2 separate regions of the Homo sapiens genome follow, and region 1 is linked to region 2. Evidence: chromatin loops called from intact Hi-C (ENCODE). Cell type or tissue: natural killer cell. All regions are shown on one strand. Each heading gives the region's core, and the rest is flanking DNA. Links, peaks and the distances in the headings are about the cores only. Region 1 overlaps EHMT1 (euchromatic histone lysine methyltransferase 1). Region 2 overlaps EHMT1 (euchromatic histone lysine methyltransferase 1).

Region 1 (10,238 bases), core at 884-8,883, 76 kb after region 2:
GTCTCTTAAAAAAAATAATAATAAATAAATAAATAAATAGAGCCCTAACCTCAAAGAGTTTACAATCTAGCAATTGAGACAACCAAAAGACCAATAATTAAAACACAAAATAAATGTTACATCAAAAGACAAGGTGCTTTGGAAACAATGACTAGATCTCAATCAGGGGCCAGCAAACTACAGACTGCCACCTGTTTCTGTACAAACTGAAAGCTAAGCATGATTTTTAGACTTTTAGATACATAACTCATAAAAAGTATGTGAATGTTTTTGGCCGGGCCCGGTGGCTCACGCCTGTAATCCCAGCACTTTGGGAGGCCGAGGCGGGTGGATCACGAGGTCAGGAGTTCAAGACCAGCCTGGCCAATATGGCGAAACCCCGTCTCTATTAAAAATACAAAAATTAGCTGGGCGTGGTGGCATGTGCCTGTAATCCTCCCAGCTGCTCGGGAGGCTGAGGAAGGAGAATTGCTTGAACCCGGGAGGCAGAGGTTGCAGTGAGCCAAAATTACGCCACTGCACTCCAGCCTGGGCAACCAAATGAGACTCCATCTCAAAAAAAAAAAAAAGTATGTGACTGTTTCAAGAGTGATATGAAACTCAAATTCCAGTTTCCAAACACTTCCAGTTTTACCAGCACACAACCACCCCCACTTGTTTACGTATTGCCCGTGGCTGCTTTCCTGCCATAAGAAAGCTGAGCAGCTTCCCAGAGACCACGTATGGGCCTCTTGGTGGGCCATAGTGCTGCTCCGCAATGCACGGCGGGATCAGCCGTGCCGAGTGCCACCTGGTCACCGTACTGCTACTGCCACTTACCAAGACAGCTCACACCCATCGTCAAAACAAGAAGGGAGGAGCGGCCCTCAAGTGCTGTCCCTTTAATCCACACTGCAACTGCAATTGTATGGCAAAGCTCTGTTTACCACGCAATGACACGTCAGACAGGGGTGAGAAGACAACGCATGCTGCAGATGAAGTACTCATCACAAAGTTCCCAAATCCCTGGAAGGCAGCAGTCAAGTCAAAAAAATTAAGAAGCTCAACAAATCCAAATGAGAAAAACGCAAAGAGTTCCACACCTACACACATCACCATCAGGCTGAAACCACAGACAGAGACTCTCAAAAGCAGCGACAGAGGAGCAACGTGTCATGAACGAGGGTCCTGAGAGATGAGCAATGGTTCCTCATCAGAAACCATGGAGTGCAGCCAGACAATACCCTCAGAGTACTAAAAAACCTTTATACGGCCGGGCGCGGTGGCTCACGCCTGTAATCCCAGCACTTTGGGAGGCCAAGGTGGGCAGATCACGAGGTCAGGAGATCCAGACCATCTTGGCTAACACGGTGAAACCCCGTCTCTACTAAAAATACAAAAAATTAGCCAGGCGTGATGGCAGGTGCCTGTAGTCCTGTAGTCCCAGCTACTCGGAAGGCTGAGGCAGGAGGATGGCGTGAACCTGGGAGGCAGAGCTTGCAGTGAGCCGAGATGGCACCACTGCACTCCAGCCTGGGCGAGAGGGTGAGACTCTGTCTAAAAAAAAAAAAAAAAAAAAAACCTTTATACACAAAACTACCTTCATAAAGGAAAAATAAAACATTCCAAGATAAACAAAAGTAGAGAGTTCATCACTGAAAGACCTAAGAGTCCTTCAGGATAAATGAAAGGACACTAGACAGTAACTCAAGCCCACATGAATAGAGAGCACCAAGGCCAGGCACGGTGGCTCATGCCTGCAACCGCAACACCTTGGAAGACTCAAGTAGGAGGGATCTTCTAAGACCAGGAGTTGGAGACCAGCCTGGGCAACACAGTGAGACCCCATCTCTACAAAAAAAAAATTAAAAATCAGCAGGGAATAGTGGCACGCACCCATAGTCCCAACTACTCGGGAGGCTGAGGCAGGAGGATCTCTTTAGCCCAGGAGGTCAAGGCTGCAGTGCTATGATTGTGCCACTGTACTCCCACCTGGGTGACAGAGCGAGACCCTGTCAAGAGGGGAGGGGAGGGGAATGCAATCAAGAGCGCCAGTAAAAGCAGCTACACAGGTAAAGTATAAAAGCAGCTACATAAGACAGTATAAATGTATTTGTTAATTTATAATTTGTTTTTTCTCCTATATGATTTGAAAGACAATTGCGTAAAGCAGCAACTATAAATCTGCGTAGATGGGCACACAGTGTAATGTAATTTGTATGACAATAACAGTACAAGAAGGGCAAAAGAAATTAAGCTATGCCCAAATAAATATTTCATATAGTATTGTAATATAGTATTAATACAAACTACATTATCAAAAATTAATATACTAAATTGTAATCCCCAGGACAACCAAGAAAACAAATAAAAAATACAGTCAAATAAACAGCAAGGGAATTAAAATGGTATACACTAGAAAATATCTAACACAAAAGAAGAAAGCAATGAGTCAGGCGTTGTGGTACGCCTGCAGTCCCAGCTACTCAGGAGGCTGAGGTGGGAGGATCCTGTGAGCCCGGGAGTTCAAGGCCACGGTGCACTATGATCATGCCTATGAATACTCACTGCGCTCCAGCCTGGGCAACATAGTGAAACTCCATCTCCATGAAGAACAAAAACTAACTGAGGCAGAAAGTAACAAAAAAGACAGAAGACGCAGAAAGCAAATACAAAATCGACAAGTATAAACCCTACCTTTCAGTAATTACATTAGATGAAACGCATTACCTGTCCCACATGAAAAGTAGAGACTGGGGGAATAGATTAAAAAATTTGGGGCCGGGCGCAGTGGCTCACACCTGTAATCCCAGCACTTTGGGAGGCCGAGGCGGGTGGATCACCTGAGGTCAGGAGTTCAGGACCAGCTTGGCCAACTTGACGAAACTCCGTCTCTACTAAAAATACAAAAATTAGCCAGGCATGGTGGTGGGTGCCTGTAGTCCCAGCTACTCAGGAGGCTGAGGCAGGAGAACAGCTTGAACCATGGAGTTGGAGGGCATGGGGGCAGAGGTTGCCATGAGCCAAGGTCATGCCACTGTACTCCAGCCTGGGTGACAGAGCGAGACTCCATGTCAAAAAAAAAAAAAATGTGATCTTAGTCCTATGAGCTTCTTCCTGATGAGCAAGGAGGCCCTTGGGTCCAGACTCTCCTCCCGGAATGACCCCCAAACACCCGTCTCTGCCCCTGCCTGAAAGGAAGACATGGCGCCAGCCCCTGACAGAGGCCAGAGGAAGAGAGGAACAGAACAAGCGGCAACCAAGCCCACGAGGAAGCACAGCACAAAACAGGCTTCAGAAACAGGCTTAGCAAGTGAGCGGCAAGCGGACTGGGAGAGCGAACATAGACAAATTCGGCCAACCACGTTCTTCAGGGCAGATGAGAATTGATTCCCAAAATCCCCAATTTCTGGGTAATAACATTTGTCAGCCATCCACAAGCGTCTGCACTGCTTGGGAGGAGGATGAAGAGGCACTGCATTGTTTGACCAGTGCTGAAGTGACAGAATTTGAAGATATTAAATCAGGTTACAGAATAGGTTTTTATTTTGACGAAAATCCTTACTTCAAAAATAAAGCTCTCTCAAAGAATTTCATCTGAATGAGAGTCATGATCCATCTTCAAAGTCCACGGAAATCAAATGGAAATCTGGAAAGGAAACTCTTCAAGTCAAATGCAGAATAAAGCCAGTAGGAAGAGGCATCCTGAGGAACCAGACAGGTTCTTCACCTGGTTTACTGGCCATTCTGACGCAGGTGCAGATGAGTTAGGAGAGGTCAGCAAAGACCATACTTGGCCAAATTCATCACAGTGCTCCTTGGTTCCCAATATGGATGATAAAGAAGGAGAAGACGAAGATGATGAGGAGGAGGAACTGGAAGACACTGATGAGGAACGGGATAAGGAGAAGATAACTAATAGAACACACATGGATTAGAACCTTCCTTTTTTAAAGCTGTCTCCAGTTCCCGGGAGCAAGGTGCAGTCTTGCTTTTTCCCTCTTGTGCTCACCCAGTTCTTGAGGTCTCTTTTGTCTACACCGTGGATCTCAACTTATCTGGGGGGGAAATACCTTGAGGAGAATAAAATGTGAAAAGAATCTCTACCTCTTTCTGTTTCAAACTCATTTTTATCCCTTCCTATCTCAACAAACTTGTATGGAATCAACATCACCATGTTCTATGGAAAAAAGAACAACTTTCTGCCCCCTTTGCACTGTTGGAAGCTAAAGGGCGCCAGGCCCCTATAATGCAGAGAATTCTAGCATTTTTTCCTTCTCTGCATATTGGGCTCAGAGAAAACATGTATCTACTTGCTCTTGATTAAAAAAAGAAAATTTCAGACCAGGCACAGGGGTGCACACCTGTAATCCTAGCACTTTGGGAGACCAAGATGGGAGGATCACTTGAGGCCAGGAGTTCAAAACCAGCCTGAGCAACATAGGAAGACCCCATCTTTACAAAAAATTTAAAAATTAGCTGGACATAGTGGCAGATGCCAGTGGTCCCAGCTGATCAGGAAGCCAAGGTGGGAGGACTGCTTGAGCCCAGGGTCAAGGCTGCAGTGAGCTATGATCACGCCACTGCACTCCAGCCAGGGTAACAGCAAGACCAGGTCTCTAAAACACACAAAAATAAAACAAAACAAAAATTAAAATTAAAAGCTTTAAAAAATAAGGTTACAGGCCAGGCACGGTGGCTCACACCCGTAATCCCAGCACTTTGGGAGGCCGAGGCAGGCGGATCACCTGAGTTCAGGAGTTCAAGAACAGCCTGGCCAACACAGCGAAACCCCATCTCTACTAAAAATATAAAACTTAGCCGGGCACAGTGGCACATGCCTGTAATCCTAGCTACTCGGGAGGCAGAGGCAGGACAATCACTCGAACCCGGGAGGCAGAGGTTACGGTGAGCCAAGATCGCGCCATTGCACTCCAGCCTGGGCAACAAGAGCGAGACTCCGTCTCTAAATAAATAAGGTTACAGAAGGCCAGCAAAGGGTGGGTCTCAAATGTCTGGTGGGTTGAGTGGGCATTCTGATATCACAGCTCCTCCTCTGGCTGATTAATGGGGAGGTACAACAGACATCCTTGCAGTCTAAGGTGACACTTTAAAAATAAAATCTCTTCTATCAGGTAAGAAAAATACATATATATGATTCAACTGCTGAATCTACAAGATCCGATCTCAGATGGAAAGGACTGTAAGAGACATCCCTTCGATTGAAGATACAAAGAGATTAAAAGGCCAGAAAAAGATATAGTATGCAAAAATAAACCATAAAAAAACTGAAGTGGCTATACTGACATCAGACAAAATAGACTTTAAAACAAAAACATTTATAGAGACAAAGAGGGACATTTCATAATGAGAGAAGTGTCAAAACACCCAGGCAGATGTAACAACTATAAACACACGCAAGATAACATAGTCTCAAAACACGAGGCAAAAACCAACAGAACTGAAAGTGAAAATGTAAAATTCGACAGTACTGTAGATCTCATACTCTACTCTCAATAACTAATAGAACTAGAAAGAAAATGAGAAAGAATAAGGAAGACTTAATACTATCAACCAATTCAATCTGACATATAGGGAACATTCCACCTAATAAATTCATAATGCACATTATTTTCAAGCACTGATGAAACATTCCCCAGGACAGAATATAATACGGGATTTTTTTTTTAATCTAACAAATTAAACACACTGAAACTATACAAAGTATAATTCTGACCATACAGGAATTACATTAGAAATCAACAAAACAAAGAAATCCAGGAAATACCTAAATATTTAGAAATTAAATGACACACTTCTAAAGTCACAAGGGAAAATAGAAAATATTCTGAACTGAATAAAAATGAAAATACAACATATCAACATTTATAGGAAGCAGCCTGTTTTTTCCTAGGACACATGTAACAATAGAAATGTATGGTCTCGAAGTTCTGAAGGCTGGAAGTCCACAATGAAGGTGTCAGTAGGCCTTGTGGTCTGTAATGGCTTTGGAGTGCCATCCCCTGCCTCGGCCAGGCTCTGGGGTCTGCTGGCCGTCCCTGACACTCCTTGGCTTATGGAAGCATCACCCCAGTCATGCGCCACTTCTCCCTGTGTGTCCGCATGCTGTCTTCCTTCTGTGCATGTCTGTGTTCACAAGGCATCCTTTTTTTTTTATGAGGACACGTAAGTCATACTGGATTAGAGGCCTACCCTACTCAACTATGATTTCATCTTAACTAATCTGCAATGACCCTATTTCCAAATAAGGTCAAATTCTGAAGTATGGGGTTTAGGACTTCAACATATTTTTTAGGGGAATGCAATTTATTCTATAACATAGCTAAAAGCATTAAGAAACTAGTAAAAAACTAGGCCGGGTGCAGTGGCTCATGCCTGCAATCCCAACACTTTGGGAGGCCAAGGCGGGTGGATCATTTGAAGTCAGGAGTTTGAGACCACCTCGGCCAACATGGTGAGACATCATCTCTACTAAAAATACAAAAATTAGCCGGGCGTGGTGGCGGGTGCCTGTAATCTCAGCTACTTGGGAGGCTGAGGTGGGTGGATCACCTGAGGTCAGGAGCGCGAGACCAGCACAGCCAACATGGTGAAACTCCGTCTCCTAAAAATGCAAAAAATTAGCTGGGCATGGTGGCGCACGCCTATATTCCCAACTATTCAGGAGGCAGAGGCAGGAGAATTGCTTGAACCCAGGAGGCGGAGCTTGCAGTGAGCCGAGATCGCACCACTGCACTCCAGCCTGGGCAAAAGGGCGAGACTCCATCTTAAAAAAAAAAAAAAGTTGCTTCTCTGAAAAATTCAACATAATTCACAAAACTTTAGCTAGAATGACCAAGAAAAAGAGAAAAATGACCCCACTTACCAAAATTTATTAGCGTCAAAGGGGAACACAAGCCCTGACAGAAATAAAAATGGTCACAGGGAACATACGAGCAACTGCATACCGGAAACTAGATAACCTGGATGCCATGAACAAATTCTCAGAAAGACCCACAACAACAAAGATAACTCAGGAATAAACAGAAAACCTACACACCTAGAACAAATAAGGAAATTAATAATTTTTAAAGCTTCCAACAAAGAAAAGCCAAGATCCAGATGGCTTCGCAGGTGAATTATACCAAACATTTAAAGGCGTGATAACCAGTGCTTCACAAACTCTTCCCAAAAACGGAAGAGGGAAATACACTTCCCAACTCATTCTACGAAGCCAGTATTACCTTTGCACCAAATACACAAAGATAACACACAGAAAACGACAGGCACTTGCCTGTAGTCCCAGCTACTCAGGAGGCTGAAGTAGGAGGATCACTTGAGCTCAGGAGTTCAAGACTGAAGTGAGCCATGATGGCACCACTGCACTCCAGCAGGGCCACAGAGCAAGACCACCTATCTAAAATAAAATTAAAAAATTTTTTTAGGCCAGGTGCAGTGGCTCACACCTGTAATCCCAGCATTTTGGGAGGCCAAGGCAGGCGGATCACCTGAGGTCAGGAGTTCAAGACGAGCCTGGCCAACATGGCAAAATCCCATCTCTACTAAAAATACAAAATTAGCCTGGCATGGTGGAGCATGCCTGTAATCCCAGCTACTCGGGAGGCTGAGGCAGGAGATTCACTTGAACCCAGGAGGCGGAGGCTGTGGTGAGCCAAGATTGCACCACTGCACTCCAGCCTGGGCAACAACAGTAAAACTCTGGGCTTGGTGCGGTGGCTCACGCCTGTAATCCCAGCACTTTGGGAGGTGGAGACGGGCAGATCACGAGGTCAGGAGATCGAGACCATCCTGACTAACACAGTGAAATCCCATCTCTACTAAAAATACAAAAAAATAGCCAGGCGTGGTAGCAGGTGCCTGTAGTCCCAGCCACTCAGGAGGCTGAGGCGGGAGAATGGCGTGAACCCAGGAGGCAGAGCTTGCAGTGAGCTGACATCGCGCCACTGCACTCCAGCCTGGGCGACAGAGCGAAACTCTGTCTCAAAAAAAAAAAAAAAAAAAGAGTGAAACTGTCTCAAAAAAAAATAATAAATTTTTTTTAAAAAGAGGTACCTACAGACCAACATAATACCACTTATGAACAAAGATGCAACAATCCCCAACAAAATACTAGCAAATCAAACTCAACAAGATTTAAAAAGGATTAGATAACATACCCAAATGGATTTAGGGCAGAAACGCAGGGCTGGTTGAGCATATGAAAATCTATGTAAGACACCATATCAATAAAGGAAAAAAACTACATAATCATGTCAACAGATAGAGACAAACATTTGACAAAATCCAAAACCCCTTTATAATGAAAACACTCAACAAGCTAGAAATAAAAGGGAATTCCTCAATCTAGTAAAGGGCATCTATGGAAAAACTCATAGCTAATATCATACCTAATGGTGAAAAACTAAAAGCTTTCCTCTAAAAACAGGAATGAAGATGGGAATGTCAGCTTTCACCACTTCTATTCAACATTTTACTAGCCAGGGCAATTAGGGAAGGACAAAAAAGTGTCCAGATTTAAAAGGAAGAACTACAACTCTATTCCCAAATGACATAATCCTATATATAGAAAATCCCAAGGAATCCACACCAAAAAAAATTCAGCAAAGTTGCAGGATACAAGATCCAATATATAAAAATCAATTTTATGTCTATACAATTGCAATCTAAAAATGAAATGTGGCTGGGCATGGTGGCTCACGCCTATAATCCCAGCACTCTGGGAGCTGGAGGTGGGTGGATCCTGAGGTCAGGAGTTCAAGATCAGCCTGGCCAAAATGGTGAAACCCCATCTCTACTAAAAATACAAAAATTAGCAAGGCGTGGTGGCATGCACCTGTAATCCCAACTACTCAGGAGGCTGAGGCAGGAGAACTGCTTGAACCCAGGAGGCGGAGGTTGCAGTGAACCGAGATCGTACCACTGCACTCTAGCCTGGGCGACAGAGCAAGACTCCCCATCTCAAAAAAAAAAAATTTTTTTTAATTCTATTTATAAAAGCATCAAAAAGAATAAAATACTTGTAAGAAATAACTACAAAACTTATACATTAAAATATTGTTTTTTGTTTTGTTTTGTTTTTTGAGACAGTCTCGCTCTGTCGCCCAGGCTGGAGAGCAGTGGCACCATCTCAGCTCACTGCAAGCTCCGCCTCCCAGGTTCATGCCATTCTCCTGCCTCAGCCTCCCGAGTAGCTGGAACTACAGGCGCCCGCCACCACGTCCCACTAATTTTTTGTATTTTTAGTAGAGACGGGGTTTCACCATGTTAGCCAGGATGGTCTCGATCTCCTGACCTCGTGATCCACCCACCTCGGCCTCCCAAAGTGCTGGGATTACAGGCGTGAGCCACCGCGCCCAGCTCTGAAAATGTTAAAGAAAACTGAAGGCCGAGCGCAGTGGTTCATGCCTGTAATCCCAACACTTTGGGAGGCCAAGGAGGGCGAATCACGAGGTCAGAAGTTCAAGACCAGCCTGTCCAACATGGTGAAACTCCGTCTCTACCAAAAATACATTAAAAAAAAAAAATTAGCTGGGCGTGGCGATGGGTGCCTGTAATCCTAGCTAGTCGAGAGGCTTAGGCAGGAGAATGGCTTGAATTCAGGAGGCGGAGGTTGCAGTGACCCGAGATCACGCCACTGCACTCCAGCCCAGGTGACAGTGCAAGACTCTGTCTCAAAATAAATAAATAAAATAAAATAAAATAGAAGACCTAAATAAATGGACAAGCATCCGGTGTTCCCCAATTGGAAGACTTGCTATTAAGATGGCGATATCCTAAACTGATCTACATATTCAACACAATCCCTTTCAAGATCCTGAAAGGCTTTTTTGCAGATATTGACAACAAGATCCTAAAACTCATACGAAAATCCAAGTGACAGCCGGGCGCAGTGGCTCACACCTGTAATCCCAGCACTTTGGGAGGCCGAGGCCGGCGGATCACGAGGTCAGGAGATCGAGACCATCCTGGCTAATATGGTGAAACCCCATCTCTACTAAAAATACAAAAAAAAAAAAAAAAAAAAAAAAATTAGCTGGGCATGGTGGGGGCGCCTGTAGTCCCAGCTACTCGGGAAGCTGAGGCAGGAGAATGGCGTGAACCTGGAAGGCAGAGGTTGCAGTGAGCTGAGATCGCACCACGGCACTCCAGCCTGGGCGATAGAGAGAGACTCTGTCAAAAAAAAAAAAAAAGAAAGAAGAAAGAAAGAAAAGAAAGAAAAAGCAAGCAAGCAAGCAAGC
Region 2 (10,238 bases), core at 865-8,864:
CCCATAATCCCAGCACTTTGGGATGCCGAGGAGGGCAGATCACTTGAGCTCAGGAATTCAAGACCAGCCTGGCCAACAAGACAATATCCCTTGTCTACAAAAATATAAAAATCAGCCGGGCAGGGTGGTGCACATCTGTAAACCCAGCTACTCAGGAGGCAGAGGCAGGAGGATGACTTCAGCCTGGGAGGCAGAGGTTGCAAAGAGCTGTGATCAGGCCACTGCAGTCCAGCCTGGGTGACAGAGTGAGATCCTGTCTTAAAAAAAAAAGAAATGACAAAATTATAAAAATGGAATCTGCAGATGAGAGGCTGGCACAGGTTCAGGTCTGGTTGGTGGCTACACAGGGTGACGTCAGGGACCCTGGTGTGGGGGGTTCCATATCTCGACTGTGCCCTGGTGTGAAGGGGGTTCGGCACCTCGACTGTGTCCTGGTGTGGAGGGGGTTCGGCACCTCGACTGTGCCCTGGTGTGGAGGGGGTTCGGCACCTCGACTGTGCCCTGGTGTGGAGGGGGTTCGGCACCTCGACTGTGCCCTGGTGTGGAGGAGGTTCGGCACCTCGACTGTGTCCTGGTGTGGAGGGGGTTCGGCACCTCGACTGTGTCCTGGTGTGGAGGGGGTTCGGCACCTCGACTGTGTCCTGGTGTGGAGGGGGTTCGGCACCTCGACTGTGTCCTGGTGTGGAGGGGGTTCGGCACCTCGACTGTGTCCTGGTGTGGAGGGGGTTCGGCACCTCATGTGTCCTGGTGTGGAGGGGGTTCGGCATCTCGACTGTAGTGGTGTTTCCACACATCCACACACGGTAAACTGCACAGAACACCCTGCACGTGATGCACGTGCACACAGGTGATGGTGAAACTGAGTAAGCCCCACGGACTTTACCAATGTCAGCATCCTGGGTCTGACATTGTCCTCTAGTTATCAAAGACATCACCACTGAAGGAAGCTTGGTGAAAGGTTTTTTTGCAGTTTCCTGTGACACTGTAATTATTTTTAAGATTTTCTAAAGCTTTGCCATGTACAGAAGAATACTGCAAAAGGTTGAGGTCGGGTCAGGCCGGCCAGCCTGGGAGTGGAGAAGCCCCAGGGCTAGGGCAGTTGTCCGCACCACGAGGTGCCCGCCTTATCTGTCCTAGGAGAGGACGCAACACCCAGCAGCTGTGGGCCCCTGAGGAGCCAGCAGTCCGGCCCACAACGCACCCACCACCCCCTGAGGAGCCAGCAGTCCAGCCCCACAGTGTGCCCACCACCCACTGTGGTCACTGCAGACAGGCCACAGAAAACGCACACAGCACTCATAGTCAGGCTGAGACACTATGACAGAAACAAAGATGGAGACACCCTGGTGGGGGAAAAAGCTAAATCTGAGAGGAAAAAAAAGTCACAAACAGGAGGTGTCAAGTCCAAGAGAACCCCCACTTGAGGAATCAGAATTTACAACAGAGATTATAGAAGAATTATAATCACCGTCTTTTGAAAGATAACGCAAGATAGAATTCAGTATTTTTTAAATTAAAAGAACTAATCAGGCCGGGCGCGGTGGCTCACACCTGTAATCCCAGCACTCTGGGAGGCCGAGGCGCATGGATCACCTGAGGTCAGTTCAAGAACAGCCTGGCCAACATGGTGAAACCTCATCTCTACTAAAAATACAAAAATTAGCCAGGTGTGGTGGTAGGCGCCTGTAGTCCCAGCTACTTGGGAGGCTGAAGCATGAGAATCACTTAAACCTGGGAGGCGGGGGTTATAGTGAGCTGAGATCGCGCCATTTCACTCTAACCTGGGTGACAGAGCAAGACTCCGTCTCAAAAAAAAAAAAAGAAAAAGAAAAAGAAAAAGAGAGAGAACTAATCAGAGATACTGGGCATGAAAAAAATTTATGTCAGAATAAAATATATCAATATATGGGATGAACAGCAAGAAGGGGAAGGGCTGAGGAACCAGTAAGGAAGCTGGAAACAGACAGAGAACTGCCCAGGAGGACAGAAGAGCCGGCCATTTAAGAGGAGCTCCATGGGAAGAAAACAGAAGAAAACTCATACAGAGCATCCTTCTGGAGCTGAAGACACAAATCCTCCAATTGACAGGGCTGTGAAGCCCTAAACAGTGGCTGAGGGGAAAGAGCAAACGATCTACAAACAAATGACAAGAAAGTGCTGTCAGAATGTTCACCAGCAATGTCAGAGAGAGAAAATTCCACGGGAATGTGATCACAAACCTAGAACTTACACCCAAATTCACATCAAACTGAGAGAGCACACTAAAAGCACCATGAACACTTTGAAAACCTGTATCGTGTATGCACCACGTAAGATCTGGTGATCAGTCCAGCACAGCATGTGTGAGAAGCACGCGTGCCCTGTGTGTGAAAATCAGCACGGTGCGCGTGAGGGGCGGGCGCGCCCTGTGTGTGAAAATCAGCACGGTGCGTGTGAGGGGCAGGCGCGCCCTGTGTGTGAAAATCATCACGGTGCGTGAGGGGCGGGCGCGCCCTGTGTGTGAAAATCATCACAGTGCGTGAGGGGTGGGCGCACCCTGCGTGTGAAAATCATGGTGCATGCGAGGGGTGGGCGCGCCCTGTGTGTGAAGCGCTCAGGATTCAAGACTCATTCTGCTCTCAAGGTACGGCTGAGCCCAGCAGCTCAGGGTTGGGAGGGAGACCTCGGCATGTCTCCAGGTGGCCCTTTGCCCCTCACTTCTGTGACATTCTGGCCCTAACCAAGTTCATTTCTATTCACTTCTCAATGAAACAGGGTCAGGGCTGAGTCTTCCCTAGCTGGAGTGAAAGCCCCAATGTCCAAAGCAGAAGAGGCCGTGGCCTCCTTGAAAGGATCTGACACGTTTCTACAGAGAGCAACAGAATCCTGTGAGAAGAGAAAGCACAAGAAGGAAGCGAGGCGTCACCTGGCATCACTCCGCTTTGTCACTCACGCACAAGGCATTAGCAGCATCTCTTTTTTTTTTTTTTTTTTTTTGAGACAGGGTCTCACTCTGGTGCCCAAGCTGGAGTGCAGTGAGGTGATCCGGGCTCACTGCAGTCTCCACCAGGCTCAAGCAATCCTCCCACCTCACACTCCTGAGTAGCTGGGACTACAGGTACGCACCACTATGCCCAGTTAATTTTTGCATTTTTTACAAAATTTTGCATTTGAGTTTCGCCACGCTGCCCAGGCTGGTCTCAAACTCCTAGGCTCAAGCAATCCACCCGCCTCAGCCTCCCAAAGTGCTGCGATAACAGCTGTAAGCCACTGCTCCCGGCCTTCTCCTAGCTCCTCATAGGCCCTGTCGGATAACCACTGACACTTACTGGCTTCTCCTCAATGCACCAAAGTCCATTTGCCGTTATTAAAACAAAAGAGATGGGAAAAAGGAAACAGCAAGAGAAGACACAAAATTACCAGGCCCACGACGGACTTCGGCATGGTCTTGCGTGCCCTGTGGACCTTGACGTCGGCGCCAGGGGCCGGGAGCTTCCTGTCCTCTGTGTCAGCACTCCCCTCCCCAAGGGTGGCTGGTGGGGCGGCTGGCGTCTGGGGAAAAGCGCTTGGAGTCCTGCCTTTGCCAGCCCCTCCAGGAAGGGTTTTTGCAGCATGGCCAGGCAGCGAAGAGGCCAGAGTGCTGGTAGTCCTCAAGGGCTGTGCCTGTAGGGCCGGCTTATTTAAGATGTATCCGTTGCTGCCGATGACAGAAGTCTGCACAAAGTCGTCGGCAGTGACGTGGTTTTGCTTCGCCGCTTCTGAGTCTCTTTCTGAAACCCCATTTTCCGCTATCCGAGTTAGTGTGTTGGTGCCATCCTGGGGGTTGACCCTTGCGCTGTCCTGAGTGTGCTTTGCAGCATTTGCATGACTGCTGGCATCGCTGTTTTCACAAGACCCATTGGTCTCACCGTCCGCAGCCATGTGGGCCTCTCCTGCCTGTTTCTCTGCTGAGCCTTCATCGGCAGCCATAGGTGTCTCTGCCAACAAAGAAACGAGTGTCACTGACTGCAGGCCACGCTCTCCATGGCACCACCACCACCACCACTTCCTCCCCCACCATGACACCACCACAACTTCCTCCCCCACCATGACACCACCACAACTTCCTCCCCCACCATGACACCAACACAACTTCCTCCCCCACCATGACACCAACACAACTTCCTCCCCCACCATGACACCAACACAACTTCCTCCCCCACCATGACACCAACACAACTTCCTCCCCCACCATGACACCACAACTTCCTCCCCCACCATGACACCACCACAACTTCCTCCCCCACCATGACACCACCACAACTTCCTCCCCCACCATGACACCACCACAACTTCCTCCCCCACCATGACACCACCACAACTTCCTCCCCCACCATGACACCAACACAACTTCCTCCCCCACCATGACACCACCACAACTTCCTCCCCCACCATGACACCACCACAACTTCCTCCCCCACCATGACACCAACACAACTTCCTCCCCCACCATGACACCACCACAACTTCCTCCCCCACCACGACACCACAATTTCCTCCCCCCACCATGACACCAACACAATTTCCTCCCCCTATGACACCACCACCAACACAATTTCTTTGGCTGGCTTATATAAAACTGTCTACAGAAAATTATTTTGTTTCATAGCAAACCAGCATTTCAGTTCAAACATATTAAACATAAACATTTCTTAAGCATTAACGTTGAACGTTAGTTGGTTAAGTTTGGGGAATCACTGCTATAATAAAACATGGAGTGTTATTTGGAGATAGAAAACAAGGCTTCAGAAGAGGCTTCACAATAACTAACAGAGAAAATGGGTCAGAAAAAGGGCTTATACTTGGAGCACATCCGTGGTCTGCTCTCCACTCCCTACAGAGGCTCACTCTCCGATGACAACCCCAGGAAATCATATCCAGGGCAGTCAAGGAGACACTATTTTACATCACGAGATTGACACACACACTCAGCTCAGGACAGGCTGAGGCAGGAAGCCTGCGATGGCATCGCTAGGTGCACACGGAGCTCAGTCAAGCCTGAGATGCCACCGCCCAGTGCCCTCCTTCCTGGCTCTGTTCTTCCTGGTGCTTATCACCTCGAGCACAACAGACCTGATCATCTGTCATGCTGGCCGTCTGTCCTTCCACCCGAGGACGTTAAGTCCTATGAGCGCAAATGCCCTGTCTGTTTACCAGTGTACCCTGAGCACATGAACGAGGCCTGGCATCTAATGTGTGTGTTCTGAATAAACAACTATGTTTTAAAAACCCTTAACAAAACAGAGTAAGTGGAAACTTCCTCATACCAAATCCTGCAGCAGATGTATATGTAAATGCTAAATTAATTGCATATAAGATCTATTAACACTACCAGTGTCTGACATAAAAAGGCAGTGCAGGTGACACCAAAGGGAAAGAACAATGTGAGGGTCAAACTGTTCCCACCTGCATCTGACACAATCATTTACTTAAAAACAGACTCAATTAGCAACTAAAACACAAGAGTACAACCAGACTGCTGAATTTGAAATCATGTTACAAAATCAAAGACATTTATTTATATCAACATTACCTAGAAAATGTAAGAAAAAAAAGTATCATTCACAGAAGTAGGGAAAACTACAAAGGGTATTAGGAAATTTGCCAAGATTACTCAAAGCCAATGTGTTGAAAAAAAAGTTAAATAGAAGGCATTTCATGCTCCTAAATGGATGACATTACAAAGCTGTCAAGTCCCCTCAAATTGAATCTATAAGCTGGGTGTGGTGGCTCATGCCTGTAATCCCAGCACTTTGGGAGGCCAAGGAGGCATGATCGCTTGAACCCAGGAGTTCACGACCCACCTGGGCAACATAGTGAGACTCTGTACCAAAAATTAAAAAATTAGCCGGGCATGGAGGTGCACACTTGTAGTCCCAGATACTCAGGAGGCTGTGGCAGGAGGGTCGCTTGAGCCCAGGAGGTCAAGGCTTCAGTGAGCTATGATTGCACCACTGCACTCCAGCCTGGGTGACAGGTCTCATTAAAAAAAAAAAAAAAAAAAAAAATGAGCAAACTGAATCCAGCTCCGCACCCCCCAACAACAAAACAAAATTGGTGAGGAGGATTAAACCATGAACAAGTGGAATTTAACCCCAGAAATGCAAGGTTGGCTTAATAGCTAAAAATGAATTAATATGCCAAATATCAATAGAACAAAATAAAGGACAAAACCACACAAGCATCTCATTAGACAGGAAAAAATGAACACCCCTTCATGGTCAAAACACTTAGCAAATGGTTTGCTAAGAAAAGAAAACTTCCTCAATCTAACATAGGGCATCTATGAAAAACTACAGCTAACATCACACTTAAAGGTGAAACCCGGGAAGCTCTCTCCCTAAGATCAGAAACCAGACAAGGATGTCCAGTCTTGCCACTTCTATTCAACCCTGTACTAGAGATTCGAAGTAGGGCCATAAGGAAGAAACAGAAATAAAAAGAATGCAGATTGGAATGGAAGAAACCAAATGAGCCCTAAAGATGACACAAGCTTTTATGCAGAAATTCCCAAGGAAGTTTAAATCATTAGAACTAATAAACGAGTTTAGCAAGGTTATAGGATATAAGATAAATATGCAAAAATCAATTTTTTTTAACTTTTTTTATTTTTTGAGATGGAGTCTCGCTGTGTCACCCAGGCTGGAGTGCAATGGCATGATCTCTGCCCACTGCAAGCTCTGCCTCCCGGGTTCAAGTGATTCTCCTGCCTCAGCCTCATGAGTAGCTGGGATTATAGGTGCGAGCCACCACATCCCGCTAATTTTTGTATTTTTAGTAGAGATGGGGTTTCACCACGTTGGCCAGGCTGCTCTTGAACTCCTGACCTCAAGTGATCTGCCCACCTTGGCCTCCCAAAGTGCTGGGATTACAGGCATGAGCCAGTGTGCCCAGCCAATCACTTGTATTTCTATACAGTATCAATGATCAAAATGAAAAAGAATTTTTAAAACAATTCTATTTAAAATAGCATCAAAAAATATAATACTTAGGGGCCAGGCACAGTGGTTCACGCCTGTAATCCCAGCACTTTGGGAGGCCAAGGCGGGTGGATCATGAGGTCAGGAGATGGAGACCATCCTGGCTAAGATGGTGAAACCCCGTCTCTACTAAAAATACAAAAAAAATTAGCCGGGCATGGTGGCAGGTGCCTGTATTCCCAGCTACTCGTGAGGCTGAGGCAGAAGAATGGCGTGAACCCGGGAAGCGGAGCTTGCAGTGAGCCGAGATCGTGCCACTGCACTCCAGCCCGGGTGACAGAGCAAGACTCCATCTCAAAAAAAAAAAAAAAAAAAAAAAATTAGCATGGTGTGGTGGCTCACACCTGTGGTCCCAGCTACTTGGGAGGCTGAGGTGGTAGGATTGCCTGAGCCCAGGGAGATGGAGGCTAGAGTAAGCCATGATCACACTCCAGCCTGGATTACAGAGGGAGACCCTGTCTAAAGAAAAGAAAATCTTACAATAAACCCTCACATTTAAAGCCAACTGATTTTCAACGAGGGTGCAAGAACAATTCAATGAGGGAAGAAAGGTCTTTTTCATAAATGTTGCTGGGACAACTGATTATCAACTTGCAAAATAATAAACTGGGACCCCTACTTCAAACCATATACAAAAATTAACTCAAAATTGATCGAAAACCTAAATAAAAGAGATAAAACTATAAAACTCCAAGAAAAAATAAATGTAAATGTTTGTGACCTTCTATTAAGTAATGGTAAGTTCTTAGGTTTTAGACCAAAAGCACCAGCAACTAAAAGGAGGAAAAAAACAGGTAAGTCGGACTTCATCAAAATTGAAAACATTTATACTTCAAAGGACACCATCAAGAAAGGGGAAAGACAAGCCACAGACCGGAAGAAAATATTTGCAAATCCCATGGCTGATAAGGGACTTCTGCTTATATAAAGAACACTGAAAACTCAACAATAAAAATCAATCCAATTTGAAATCACAGGAGAAGAGATATTTCTCCAAAGAAGCTCTAAAGATGGCCAGTAAGCACACGAAATGATGCTCAACATCACTGGCCGTCAGGAAAATGCAAACCAAAACCACAATGAGATGCCACTTCCCACCCGCCAGGACAGCCACAGACACTAAGAAATGGTGGCGAGGACGTGGAGAACCTGGAGCCCTCTGCAACTGCTGCAGGGAAAGCAAGATGGGGCAGCCACCGTGGGGGTCCAGCAGTTCCCCCAGGGTGGAGAGGCCGTGGCTCAGCGGCAGTGTGTAAGGGAACAGGGCACAGGCAAAGCCTAAAGCGTAATGGAATAACCTGGGGCTTGTGGCATCTGGTGTCACGTAGGAAACAAGTTCCACTAGGAAGGTCAAAGGAGGGGTGACCAGGGAGAGAAGGGGGAAGAGCCGGAGGGCACTGGAGCCAACAGAAGAAACAGTTCAAAGACACAGAAAGGACGGCAACAGGAAGGGGCCAAAGTACAGGAAGAAAACACCCAGTCAGGCTGCAGGAGGTGGATGGCGCAGGAGGTGGGGGCAACCCTGGAGGGCCGGCTAGGGGTAGCGGCAGAGGCGGGCAGCGGTCACCACAGTGCACAGCCAGTGGGTGGACGAGAACCCACAGGCACAGCGAGGCCATCTAGGGTGAAAGGAGAACACGGCAGGGGCCACAGCCCACAGTCCATGAGGAGCCAGGCCTTGCGCGCTGTCTGGAGAGGAGCAGGCTCCAGCTGGGAGAGCCTTAGGCAAGTCCAGTGTCTGAGCTGCTCCCACGGCCGCCACCCTTATGGGTCCAGCCAGAACACCACTCTCCCTTCACTGTGGAGCACAGCACAGCTCGTCTGGCGCCACCTGCCCTCATTTCCTGGGGGCGCTCTTGGTGGTGCAGGCTCTCCAAGAACATCCGAACCCTATGTGTGCGCCACGCCTTACAGAGGGGTGCAGCCCCGCCGACTCCCCTCGCCCCAACTCCCCTCACCCTGCCTCTCTGCAGACACTTGCTTCCACACCACTCCCTCCACCTCCTGGTAACCACTGCTGTTCTCCAAGTGTCTGCCATAAAATTGGAGTCATGCAGCTTGTGGCCCTTTGGGTCTGGCCTCCTTCACTTAACAAACCGTACAAAAGCTTCATCCATGGCGCGGCGTCAGTCATGCTGTGTGCTCTTCTGGGCTGCTGACCGCTGTCCCACTGTGTGGATGTACCACGATCTGTTTATCCAGTTCCTTATCAACTGAGGACACCGGAGTGTCTCCGGTTTTCGGCGACGTGACAATGCTGCTATAAACATTTGTGTGGCCACTCACTTTTAATTTTCTGGGTGTACTTTAAGACAAGGATATACAGGATTTTTGCTTTTCATACTTTGACAAATGTGTTCCTTCTCTGGCAGAGCTTTTGTGTTTGTCTGTGCAACTGTGCTATTTAGGAATGGGATAGATTAGAAACTATACCATAAACCTAGGTGAAGCAAAGAAAGTCAGAAGACGGGGACTAATAAGAGAGGAAGAGCAGCAGGTTTTCTAGTCTGGAGGGAGGCGCTGCTCCTGTCCCTCGGTGCACACCGCCCTCACCTTCTCCCAGCAGCTCGGTTTTCACACAGCAATCCTGCTGAGGCTCCCCCCTCGCCGGAACTGCCTGTTAGAGAGAAACAACAGCCGTCAGCCGGGTTCAGTGGGAGGCCGCTTTTCCAAATGGACATCATTTGGAAAAAGTCAAAAAATCGTAGTTACAACATTCACCATGAGCTGCTGGACAGTCAGATTTACTCCTGCCAGCTGGTTACAGTCGCCTCCAGCAGAAGAACTGGCATTCAGAACACAGTCCAAGGAAACTTCTCCTGTATTTCTATTTTTGAAGACAGTTTCTTAACAATAAGAACGCATTCATGTATCATTTATATAATTAGATATCTGAAATCTTTGGGCTCTGTTACAGGAGTGTTACAATTTATTTCAAAATGCATTCTACTGCTGACAATAATTCATATATTTCAAATGTCCAACCTCCTACAAAAAATTATAGAAATAGATAAATCAAGAAAATTCAATAAGGAACTTAAATCACTAAATCTTTGAGATTAAGCATCTATAGAGGTATGTATTATACAAGGCCTCTTACAATTTTTTTGTTGAGACAGAGTTCACTCTCTCGCCCAGGCTGGAGTACAGTGGCGCGATCTCGGCTCACTGCAACCTCTGCTTCCACAGTTCAAGCGATTCTCAGGCCTCACCCACCTGAGTAGCTGGGACTACAGGTGC

Evidence for each region. Peaks named below come from ENCODE experiments on the same cell type or tissue, not always from the same donor. Only the 100,000 strongest peaks of a DNase experiment are listed, where the experiment ranks them.
Region 1: it touches region 2 in a loop (1.9-fold over the local background); 3 of 110 quality-filtered maps call a loop at or near these places.

Annotation. Positions count from the first base shown.
Region 1 is chr9:137,634,660-137,644,897 of GRCh38, reverse strand. All of the region lies in intron 1 of EHMT1 (euchromatic histone lysine methyltransferase 1), which reads right to left. It also overlaps the pseudogene SETP5. Among named protein-coding and RNA genes, the nearest start is that of EHMT1, 21 kb to the right of the region's middle. In natural killer cell, for the core only: no CTCF peak of the experiment used is centred there; a DNase peak (open chromatin) is centred at 5,427; H3K4me3 peaks cover 896 bases; H3K27ac peaks cover 2,320 bases.
Region 2 is chr9:137,710,344-137,720,581 of GRCh38, reverse strand. EHMT1 (euchromatic histone lysine methyltransferase 1) reads right to left here. Exons shown (of 27, transcript NM_024757.5): 2 at 9,552-9,615; 3 at 3,400-3,956. Among named protein-coding and RNA genes, the nearest start is that of EHMT1, 96 kb to the right of the region's middle. RefSeq lists a silencer at 4,904-4,963. In natural killer cell, for the core only: no CTCF peak of the experiment used is centred there; DNase peaks (open chromatin) are centred at 3,949 and 4,532; H3K27ac peaks cover 1,309 bases.